Regions from separate parts of the Homo sapiens genome. Here region 1 is linked to region 2. The links are chromatin contacts, found by Hi-C or POLR2A ChIA-PET in ENCODE. All regions are on one chromosome and are shown on one strand. The core of a region is the stretch at or near the end of the contact, and the rest is flanking DNA. Distances in the headings are between cores, read along the strand shown.

What was found. Hi-C counts contacts between places; a loop is a spot of excess contacts on that map. ChIA-PET counts read pairs that join two places held with the same protein, here RNA polymerase II (POLR2A). Pooled maps may share reads with other maps.
Region 1: a loop to region 2 is called in a map of gastrocnemius medialis, with 2.1 times the contacts of the local background. The contact joins two enhancer-like sites. A Hi-C loop is called at or near these places in 11 of 168 maps with a recorded cell type or tissue (DLD1, GM11168, GM12878 and 8 more) and 2 of 50 pooled maps. POLR2A ChIA-PET finds 5 or more read pairs at or near these places in 4 of 52 experiments (GM12878, Panc1, activated B cell and 1 more).

Annotation. Positions count from the first base shown.
Region 1 is chr2:112,867,106-112,872,018 of GRCh38, forward strand. No RefSeq gene overlaps it. Among named protein-coding and RNA genes, the nearest start is that of AMANZI, 30 kb to the left of the region's middle. Within about 2 kb of position 2,611, at least 7 of the 41 ENCODE cell types and tissues checked have a DNase peak (open chromatin) inside an H3K27ac peak, as active enhancers do.
Region 2 is chr2:112,747,496-112,752,736 of GRCh38, forward strand. It overlaps CKAP2L (cytoskeleton associated protein 2 like), which reads right to left. Exons shown (of 9, transcript NM_152515.5): 5 at 4,772-4,979. Among named protein-coding and RNA genes, the nearest start is that of CKAP2L, 14 kb to the right of the region's middle. RefSeq lists an enhancer at 2,510-2,559. Within about 2 kb of position 2,661, at least 4 of the 41 ENCODE cell types and tissues checked have a DNase peak (open chromatin) inside an H3K27ac peak, as active enhancers do.

The DNA.
Region 1 (4,913 bases), core at 1,361-3,860, 120 kb after region 2:
AGTTTCCTGAGTAGCTGGGATTACAGGCACCCGCCACCATGCCTGGCTAATTTTTGTATTTTTAGTAGAGACGGAGTTTTGCCATGTTGGCCAGGCTGGTCTTGAACTCCTGACCTCATGTGATCCGCTGGCCTCCCAAAGTGCTGAGATTCCAGCGTGCGCGGCCATACCCGGCCGGGAGTTCTTTATATATTCTGAAAACTAATCCTTTGTGAGACATAAGTGTTGTAAATATTGTATCCCAGTTTGTGGCATGTATTTTTAATTTTTAATGGTGTCTCTCAATGAAAAAAGCTTAACACTTAAATGAGGTCAAATTGATCACCTTTTTATTTATGGTTGATTCCTTTGGTGTCATGTGTAAGGAATGTTGTTCCTTCCTGTCCCAAAGTTGCAAAGATTTCTTGTGTATTTTGTCCTAAAAGTTTTAAAGTTTTGCTTTTCCCATCTGTGCACATTTCACATTTGCTACATCTCACTGACTGCTTCCTCTGCTGCAGAGCAAGCTCCATGAGAGCAGGAGGCATGGGTCCTGCTTCTTGTTGGTCCCCAGAGCCCTATGTCATGACTAGGACCTGGCAGGGGACTAGTGAGTAGCTCCTGACTAACTGACTCAATGAATGAATGATTGGATGATTGAACAAAGTGGTATGGGAGTTCACAGCGAGTAAGAGATGCCTTAGAAGAGATGAAGAAGGAGATGGTATAGGGTAGTGGTTCTCAATTCTGGGTCCATGGTGGACTCACCTGGGGACCCTTAAAATGTACCGTGGAGGATCCCAGCCCAAGAGATTCTGTATGACTGGTCTAAGATGTGGTCTGGGCACCAGGTGATCCCAGTGTGCAGCCAGGCCTGAGGCCACTGGATTTGGTGGTAAATGAGGTAGCTATCAAGGGTACAGACGTTGGTTGCCAACAGGCTTGGGCTTGAATTTAAGCTTTGTCACTGACTTGCTGTGTCCTCCTGCACTCGTTGAGCCTGTTTTCTCACCTGAGAGATGGGTGTGATAACACCTACCTGCTGTAGTTGTTGTGAGAGTTAGAGGAGATAAGCATGTTCCTGGAATGAAGTGTGTTCTTAATCCATCATAGGTTTTTTGCTTGTTTGTTTGTTTGTTTGTTTGTTTTTTCCTTTTCAAGAATGAGGTTGAGCCAGACTTTGACAGCTGGGTGGGAAGTGAACATGTGGTGATTGGGAGAGAAGGGCAGTTTATGTGAAGGGAATGTAATAATTAGAGAGTGGGCGTGGGAAGACATGCTGGGGAGAGTGAGCAGGCCGGTTAGCCCTGGTAGAGGGTGCAAGAGAGCAGTGCGGAATCTGCCAGGGAGACAGGTGGGTGACCAGGGTGCCAAGGGTGTGGCTTTTCCCAGGTTCCCATGGACACAGCCATCCTCCCAGATGCCCAGCCTAGCTGTGAGTGAGCAAGAGTTCTGGATTGTCTCTCTCACTCTGTCTTTTTCTCTCATTCCAGAAACAAAGCAGTGACTGGTACTTAGGAGGAGAATCAGGTCAAGTTGGGAGAAACTTGCTTCTGCTCAGGGGAGCAGAAGCAAGAATGGAGGCCCCACCCATGCTGGAAGATGATGAGGGTTTTGGTTCAGGGAGGAGGAATATTGGGGATCTAAAGGGGCCTGGGAGTGGGGCAGGACCCTGCCTTAGGACAGGTAGAAACATTTTCTATAAAAAATGGGGTGGAGGTTGATGGTAGGACCAGGCATCTTTAGTTGGCTCCCTGGAGTGTCAAGCCCTTGAGATGGTCTTTAAAAGCCATGCAGTGGGGTTTGAATCTGGTGTTCAAGCTCATAGGTTATTAACATAATGACACTTGGAAACTATTTGGGAGAGCTCAAGTGAGTGGCCTGGAAGTTCTGTGTTGGTGCAGGAGGTGACTTAGGATGTGCTGCTCCAGACTCATATCTTTGACTGCACACCTGATGCTTCATCTGGCTATCCTGTAAGCACCTTCAACTTAACATGTCCTACACAGAACTCTTGATATTCCTGTTCCTCCCCCAGTTCCTCAGTTCTTACCAAATGTTCTTCCAGTTACCCAATTGCTCAAGTAAAAAATCTAAGTCCTTCTCTTGGATTTCTGCCTGTTCCCTCAACATCCCACCTATCCATGAGTGTTCTGTGGGCCCTGCCTCTGAAATAAATCCTGCCTTTGTCTCCCAGTTCACTCCAGCCACCCATCCTGGGGCTGCACCCTCCTCCTTCCAAGCCCTCTCCCTTTCCTTCCTGGTGCTGCCTGTCATGTCAAGCATATGCATCAGTGCGACCAGGACATTTGAAATGCAACCAGTACAATTGGGCGCGGTTATGCCTACCAGTTTTTCTTCCTTAAACATTTTATATTTATGTTTGAAAGCATGCCACCTTTCTTCACTTGCCAACTTGACAGATTTATTAGTTGACAACATCCGCTGATAGCATCAGTAATAAGTTAATTGTTTTTGCACATGTAGCTTTAATTATTCTCATTATCATTTATAGGAGTTATTCTTTGTAAAGGGTAACTGAGTTTTCCAAAACAAACAGAAATTTGGGGTGTGCCCATGGAGCGTGACTCATGAAATCAGATTCTTAGAAGGACCTCGGCAAGTCTCTGGGTTGCTGTTAATGAGCCTGGCTGGCTGCCAGGGGTGTGTCTGCCCTTTATGAGGCCACGACTGTTCAAATGCTTGCCTGCAGCATTACTTGCCTAGGTAGTGCTTGTTTCTACTGAACTGTCAGGGATCCAATTCTTTGTGGTCTAAGTAACAATACTCAGATTCACAAGGAATTGATTAATAAGCCAGAATGCCAATGTATTACATTTTTGATGAAGACCATATTTACAGTGATTGTATCTGCTCAAGCTCAAATTAGGATTAGAGTTCTGACAAATACATATGTGAGAAGTATGAGGTTAAATACTTGAAATTTGGACTTTTCTAGAAAATCTGAATGTGATTGCCATTCACATACCTTTCTGGGGATGATGATTCTTGTACTTTTATTTTAAAAGACATAGAAAACTAACTTAAGAATCAGATTGCTTGGCTGGGCACAGTGGCTCATGCCTGTAATGCCAGCACTTTGGGAGGCCAAGGTGAGTGGATTGCTCGAGCTCAGGAGTTTGAGATCAGCCTGGGCAACATGGTGAAATCCCATCTCTACCAAAAATACAAAAAAAAAAAAAAAAACAACCAAAAAGAATAAATTAGCTAGGTGTGATGGTGCGTGCTTGTAGTTCCAGCTACTTGGGAGGATGAGGTGGAAGAATTGCTTGAGCCCAGGAGGCGGAGGTTTCAGTGAGCTGGGGTTGCAACAGTGTACTCCAGCCTGGGCGATAGAGTGAGACTCCGTCTCAAAAAAAAAAAAATCAGATTGCTTTATTGCTGGTTTTCTTTCTAAAACTGAGATTGGGTCCCATCATCCCCTGGCCCCCATTGGTTAATGGTTCCTCCTTTGTCTATTGAATAAAATACAGATGTCTGCTTTTGGCAACATGGTTGAATGTAGACACTGCAGGGTCTTCCTTACTCAAAATGAGTAAGGCTTAGATAAAACACATTTTGAAATGCATTTCTGGATGAACAGCAAGGAAAGGAGATCTCTTAAAATCCTCTTTCTGTCCCCCTCTCCCTACCCCCTCCAAGTGGGCTTAAGTAGGAAGGGTGGTGAGCGGCAGGTAAACACACGTCAAAGGCAGTCTTCCTCTCTGAGGGAAAACACTTGTATAAGCATTGCAATCAATGGGCCTCTTTAATTATGTGCCAGTGGCAAGAGCGGGTGCTGAACCCAGGGGCCTGCCTCAATCCGGGGCCTTTGAGGCAGAATAAAGTGGTCTCAGGTTGTTGGCATTTCCTTGCCCTTCCACCCGAAGCAGACACAAATCCTCTCTGGAGGCAAGTTCCCCAATTCAGCCAGTACAACTCCCACAGACTAAGATCAATCATGTACAAGCTCACAGACAAAGGTCACCAAACACACAGAGCAATAAACAAATTCATGAGTGACGTGAATGAGAATAAACAGAAACAATAACCACCAGCTGGGATGCTCTAAGTCTTCAGCTGTTAGAATTCCTGAATATAGAATAAAACTGCCACAATGGCAAACATGCATCTAGTACTTACTGTGTGCTGGGTTCTAAGAATTTTGCACATTGTGCCAGATACCGACTCAGCTTCACACTCACCCTCCTACTGTGCCCTCTTAATTTGCACTAGATTAAAAGGTAGAAAGGAAGAGGCAGCTATTCTGTTCTTGGCTGTGCCTCTGGCAGCACATGCAAAATGGGCAGTAACAGTGGCAGTCACAGGTAAGTAGCCTTCTCACAGTGTGGAGTTAAAGGCATGGGACTGAGACGAGCAAGGTTCCTAAAGGGACAGTGGCCAGTAGATGACCAGGGGCTACTGGAGTGGCTGCATGGCTCTGTGGAAGCTCAGAGGAGCCTTGGGTCCTGCAGGTGCAGTAGCAGCTTTCTGTAGTTCCTGATCTCTGGGTCCCACAATCTTCCCCGTTTTTGCTCCTCCACTTCTAATTTTGTAACTGACTTCCCTGTGTGTACTTCTCTCTCTGATTGAAATAGCCAGACTGGTTTCTGTTTCCTGATAAGACATTGTCTGGTACGAACACAGTAACTCATTTAATCCGATATCTCTATGAAGGAGGTACAATAATTATTCCTATTTTACAGATGAGGAAACACAGCAGAGAAATAAAGTCAATTGTCTAAGGTTGCACATTTAGTCAAGGGAAGGGTTGATATAACATATAATTATTTAGAAAACATCTAAGGAAATAAAAGGCATAATTTAAAAATAAAACTAGGCAGGTTTAAAAAAATGAAGTAATCTATAAGTAAAAAAGTATAATTGTTGAAATACATATCTTAGTGGATGGGTTAAATAGCTGAAGAAATGAT
Region 2 (5,241 bases), core at 1,411-3,910:
TATATGTGTAAGTGTCAGGGATTTATGCAGGTGTTTATGAAAGAGGGTTAAATCCCACAAAAAGATAATTTGAAATGGATTCACTGGTTTGGTTCCCTTCTGGCTTGTGCCGTAAGCAGGACAGTGACATGGACCCAACGAATGGGGAGCACTACCATGCCCAGAAATCCAGGTACTGGCACACTCAGCCAAGCAGCACCTTCTACTGCTAGAAATGGGGGAGACGCAAAGGTAAGTTCACAATTGAGAATCACTAACATTTGAGAAAACCAACACTACATGAAAGAGGCATAAAACTCAACAAACAAGAATGAACACTGGAGCAAAGAGGAATACTTTTAAGAGTATCACAGTCAATATCTTCAGAGTGATAAGAGAGAGTATTGCTATCCTAAAACTAGAATGGGCTGTTATGAAAAATAACCAACAGAAAGGCAGAACAACTGCATGGACAGCGCTGAAGAATACATCTGTGAGCTGAAAATTCAGCTGTGAAATCCTCCTAGAAACCAGTGTAATAAAACAATGAAGTGAACAGTATGAAAACAACATTTAGAGTTCTGAAGGATATATCCATTACTCAATAACTCCAATATCCATCTAAGAGAGTTTCTAGAAGGAAAAAAGTTCAACACACAAAGTGGTTGTAGAAGAAGAATTTCAAGAAATGAACAAAGAAACAGTTGTTCAGGTTGAAAAGGCTCTCAGATAGTTAAGCAGGATGAATGGGAGAAAAAAATATAATAGAAAACCAAAGATAAAAAGAAAATCGTACAAGCTTCCAGAGAGGGGGAAGAAAAGGATTACCTATAAAGGAATGAGAATCAGACTGACGTGAGACATTAACAAATCAACAACTCCAGATGCAAGAAAGAAAATGAAGCAGTCACTTAAATTTTTCCAGGGAAAACAAGCTGAAATTAAGAAATTTCCCCCAGCCAAACTATGATTCCAGCATGAAGGCAAATAACAAGTTTCACAAGAATACAGACTCAAAAGGTTTGCCATTCAAAAATCATAAAGTCACTAGTGAGTAAACTTTAGAATTCACATGAAAGACTTGAAATAAAAGTAACTGCAGGCCAGGTGCAGTGGGTGGTTCACACCTGTAATCCCAGCACTTTGGGAAGCTGAGGCAGAGGACTGCTTGAGGCTAGGAGTTTGAGACCAGCCTGGGCAACACAGTGAGACCCTGTGTCTACAAAAAAATGTAAACTATAATGGGTGTAGTGGTGTGTACCTGTAGTCCTAGCTACTCAGGAGGCTGAGGTGGAGGATCACTTGGGTCCACCCAGGAGGTTTAAAGTTGCAGTGAGCTATGATGGCATCACTGCACTCCAATCTAGGCAAAAGAGTGAAACCCTGTCTCTTAAAAAAAAAAAAAAAATGAAAAAAGGAACTGCAAGAAGAATATGATATATATTCTGCAAATCATGTTTGAGCTTACATCTATCACTTTATTTTCATTTCAGTGTATTATTTTATGAAATAAAACTAGATTAAACACAGAAATGAGGAAAAAATAATTCATGTAAGCTGAATTACAAAATAAAATAGCAGGCATAAGTTTAAACATACAAGTAATCATAATAAATGTGTACGAACTAAATTTGCTTTTTAAAAGCAGAGAGTTTCAAATTTGTTTAAAACATTTAACTGTGTGCATTTATATGAGACATACCTAAAATAAGTCAGCCCATGAAGGCTTAAAGTAAAGGGATGGAAAAAGAGCTACCAGAGCTACCAGACATATTCTAACAACAAAAAGCAGGTGTGGCAAGATTAATCAGACAAAAGAAATCAAAGCAAGTCATGAATCTTTCTGTACCTAACAACATAACTTTAAAAAATAGAAAGTAAAAATTGACAGACATATGAAGAGAAATTGTCAATGATTAATCACAGTGCCAGTGACAGACTTTGGCATATTTCTTTCAGAAAGCAATAGATCAAATAAACAAATAGGATATACATTATTTTCAAACACTTTTGGAACATTTACCAAGAATGATCAGATATTAAGGCCACAAAGAAAATTTCAACAAAATCCATCAAGTAGAGTACACATAGGCCACATTCACCAACTACAATGCAATATAATTAGAAATTAACAGCAGAAAAAAAAAATCTACACATCTGGAAATTAAAAGATACTTTTCTAAGATATTTTTTGGGTTAAAGAACTCAAAATGGGAATCTCAAGCTATTTAGAAATGAACAATGACAAGATATGTCAGTTATGAAGCTTTTGTCTATTGGCCCCAAACCCCATCCTCTGCTTTGTGATGCTGGGGATAAAACTCTGTAAAACTTTCTGCTGGGCAGCAGCTCCCTGCTCAGCTCTGCCAGCAGGGGGCACGAGAGGGAGGCTGCAGGGATGGAGAAGGAAGACACTTGCTTCTTCCTATTTGCTTTCATCACCCCAGCAACGGTCCCTCACCCTGGCAGTAACAGTTGGTTCTAGCATCTTTTTTTCCCCCTCAGAGCCCACCTCCCTGTGCAGCTTCAGAGCAGAAGCACCAAATGGATAGCATCTTTTCCTCAAAATCTGAGCCCCAGCCCTGCAGGGCCTCTCCTCCATCATCTGCTGGGTAGTATGCCTTCCTTACAGTTGGAGTCCCATTTCTACCAGGGTTTGTCTCTCCTGCTTCTTGGTTCTGATACCCTAACCTCTCTTTGTTCTCCTAGACCCAGTGGGTACAAGCTGCTTCCTACAGTTATCACATTACCTCAGGTTCCTGTGTGCTGTCAGCCCTGTGTGTAGCACCCACACTCCTTCTGATCCCTTCAGCATCTTGTGCACACAGGCTTACCGCGTGCTTTCACAGCCAGCATCTGTGCTCCCTCGTATGTGCCCAGAGAGTGAGAAGTGCCTGACAATTCTTGTCCGCCCGAGGCAGCCATGAATAAATGACCATGGAAGCTTTAACAATGTAGCTCCCTTGCCTCTGATCAGGATGACTCTGAGAGATGTGACCTACACTGTCTCCAGAGCTCCCCTGTGGGGCTGTGCCAGAGTCACCGTCCATGGATTCGCTTTTCTGATCCTACAACTTCACTCCCCTCCCAGTTTTCCCTGGAGTGTCTTCCTAATAAACTACTTTCACATGGATTCTCCTCTTAGGCTCCACCTCTAGAGAACCCACATAAGATACTGTGTAACCAATTACATTCTTTCTGTGGTTTGTTTTTCAGACTTGATCCTGACTGATAAAGAGTATTACTTAGTCAAATCTGAGGGATATGACCAAAGTAAAATTCAGAGGCAAATCTGCTATAGCACTGAACATATTTATAAAAAAAAAAAAAAGAAAGACTCACTTTTAAATGATCTAAGGTTTCAATTAAAAAGCTAGGAAAAGAGCAATAAATATAAAAATAGATGCAGACATTGATGCAAGAGAAAAAATAATCAATAAAACCTGAGGTCTTTTAAAAAGATTAATGAGAAAAAATCTTTGGCAATAAAACCTGAGATCTTTTAAAAAGATTGAGAAAAAATCCCTTTAAAAAGTCACAAAATTACTAAAGTTGACTCAAGATATATGAACTCTAGAACAATGACCCCATAACAAATTGAGAGGATATATACAAAATTATCCTCCAAAGAAACACGGTCCAGATGATTTTTATGGGCAAGTTTTTATCAAACCTTCAAAAAATAAAAATAATTCTCATGTCATACAAACTATTTTCAGTTTATAGGGCAAAAAGGAAAATACTCAACTCATCTGCCTAAGTCAGCATAACATTGGTACTAGGAAAACACAAGAAAAGACAACCAAAGTACACAAAAATGTGAATAAAAGAATTGCAACTCACAAAAATATAATACTTCATTTCTCGACATACCTATACTGTATGGACATGCATGAAAACAGAATGAATGACTGGCAATGGTGGTCACCTCCAGAGAGAAGTTTGGGATGCCTAAGTATGTATGTTTGTAGAGGGAGAGGGCTGATCATTTATCTGCATTACTTGAAATGATTTCAATAATAAAAAGGTACTCATTTTTAAATAATACAACAACAAAAAAAGAGGATAAGAAAAAGAACTCAAGTTCAATTCCACAAGGAGAAATAGTTAATATTTAACTGGATGTTGTGAAAATGTTGCCTGGAGTAGACTTAAACTGAACTTTTCCTTTTTTTTGCTGATGTTCAACATTACCAGCCAAAGGACTGAATGAGTTTTGCTCTAGGCAAGGATCTTAGAAGTTTATTCCATCATTTTTTATTAATATATTTTTCCTTCAGGAAAAATTTCTCCTAAGGATCATACTCTTTGCCTACCATCTATTTTATCCTTATCTGCAGAATCCAAGATAAAATTTAAATACTATTTGTAGCTACCCAGAGTATTCAGAATACTCCAACTTTACACAGAAACTTGCCTTCTGACCTCAGTTTCAATGTTAAATGTGTACTCTTCAGAACTTGATACCCAAAGAAAGCAAAGTTCCTTTTGGAGCCAGTTTGTTTGGATTAGTTTTCCAACTTCTTTGTGCCTCAGTTTTGTTTGTAAAGTGGTCATAGTAACAGTGGTTATGATAATTATGTGAGATAATCTTAGCTAAGTGCTTATAAAAGCACAGATACACAAAAGACACTGTTTATGGGCATGTCATTATTATTATTACTCTGTATTTACAAGAGTAGCTAAATTTCTACTTAGATGAAGGCTATCTCTCCTATATTATATTTAGGAATATGTTTAAAAATTATAAGACTTTGGGCCAAAGCTGGAGGAGCTTATCTTCTTCACTTACCCCTTCGATGAGGTTCAGACATTCTGTCAGAGTGTTGTTAATTTTACTGGACAGTTCGAGTTGTGCTTTCTTTTCTTCCTCTTCTTTTTCAATGCTCTTCCAGAATGAAATATTCATTTCCTTTATTACTTTTCTTTTTGTTTTAAGTTCCATAGGAGGCCGTTTATAGGTTTTTCCCTTAGATTTCTGCCATTCTTCTAGTTGTTTCCTGAAATTCAATTAAAGGGAGAGTGGTTTTATTTATTTTTAAACATAGTCAAGCTGCTAAAGTATATGATATGTATAGATAGAGTATAATTAAATACTTTCAACTACAGACAAAATCAGGAGAATGGAATTAAAAAACAATTTACAAATGGGTAATGGCAGCATTGGGTTGCGCCCACCCACGAGAAGGCAGACACCAAGATTCTAAGATCACACGTGGCCAGCACTTCAGACTTCAAATAGAATTCGTGATTATGCATTAT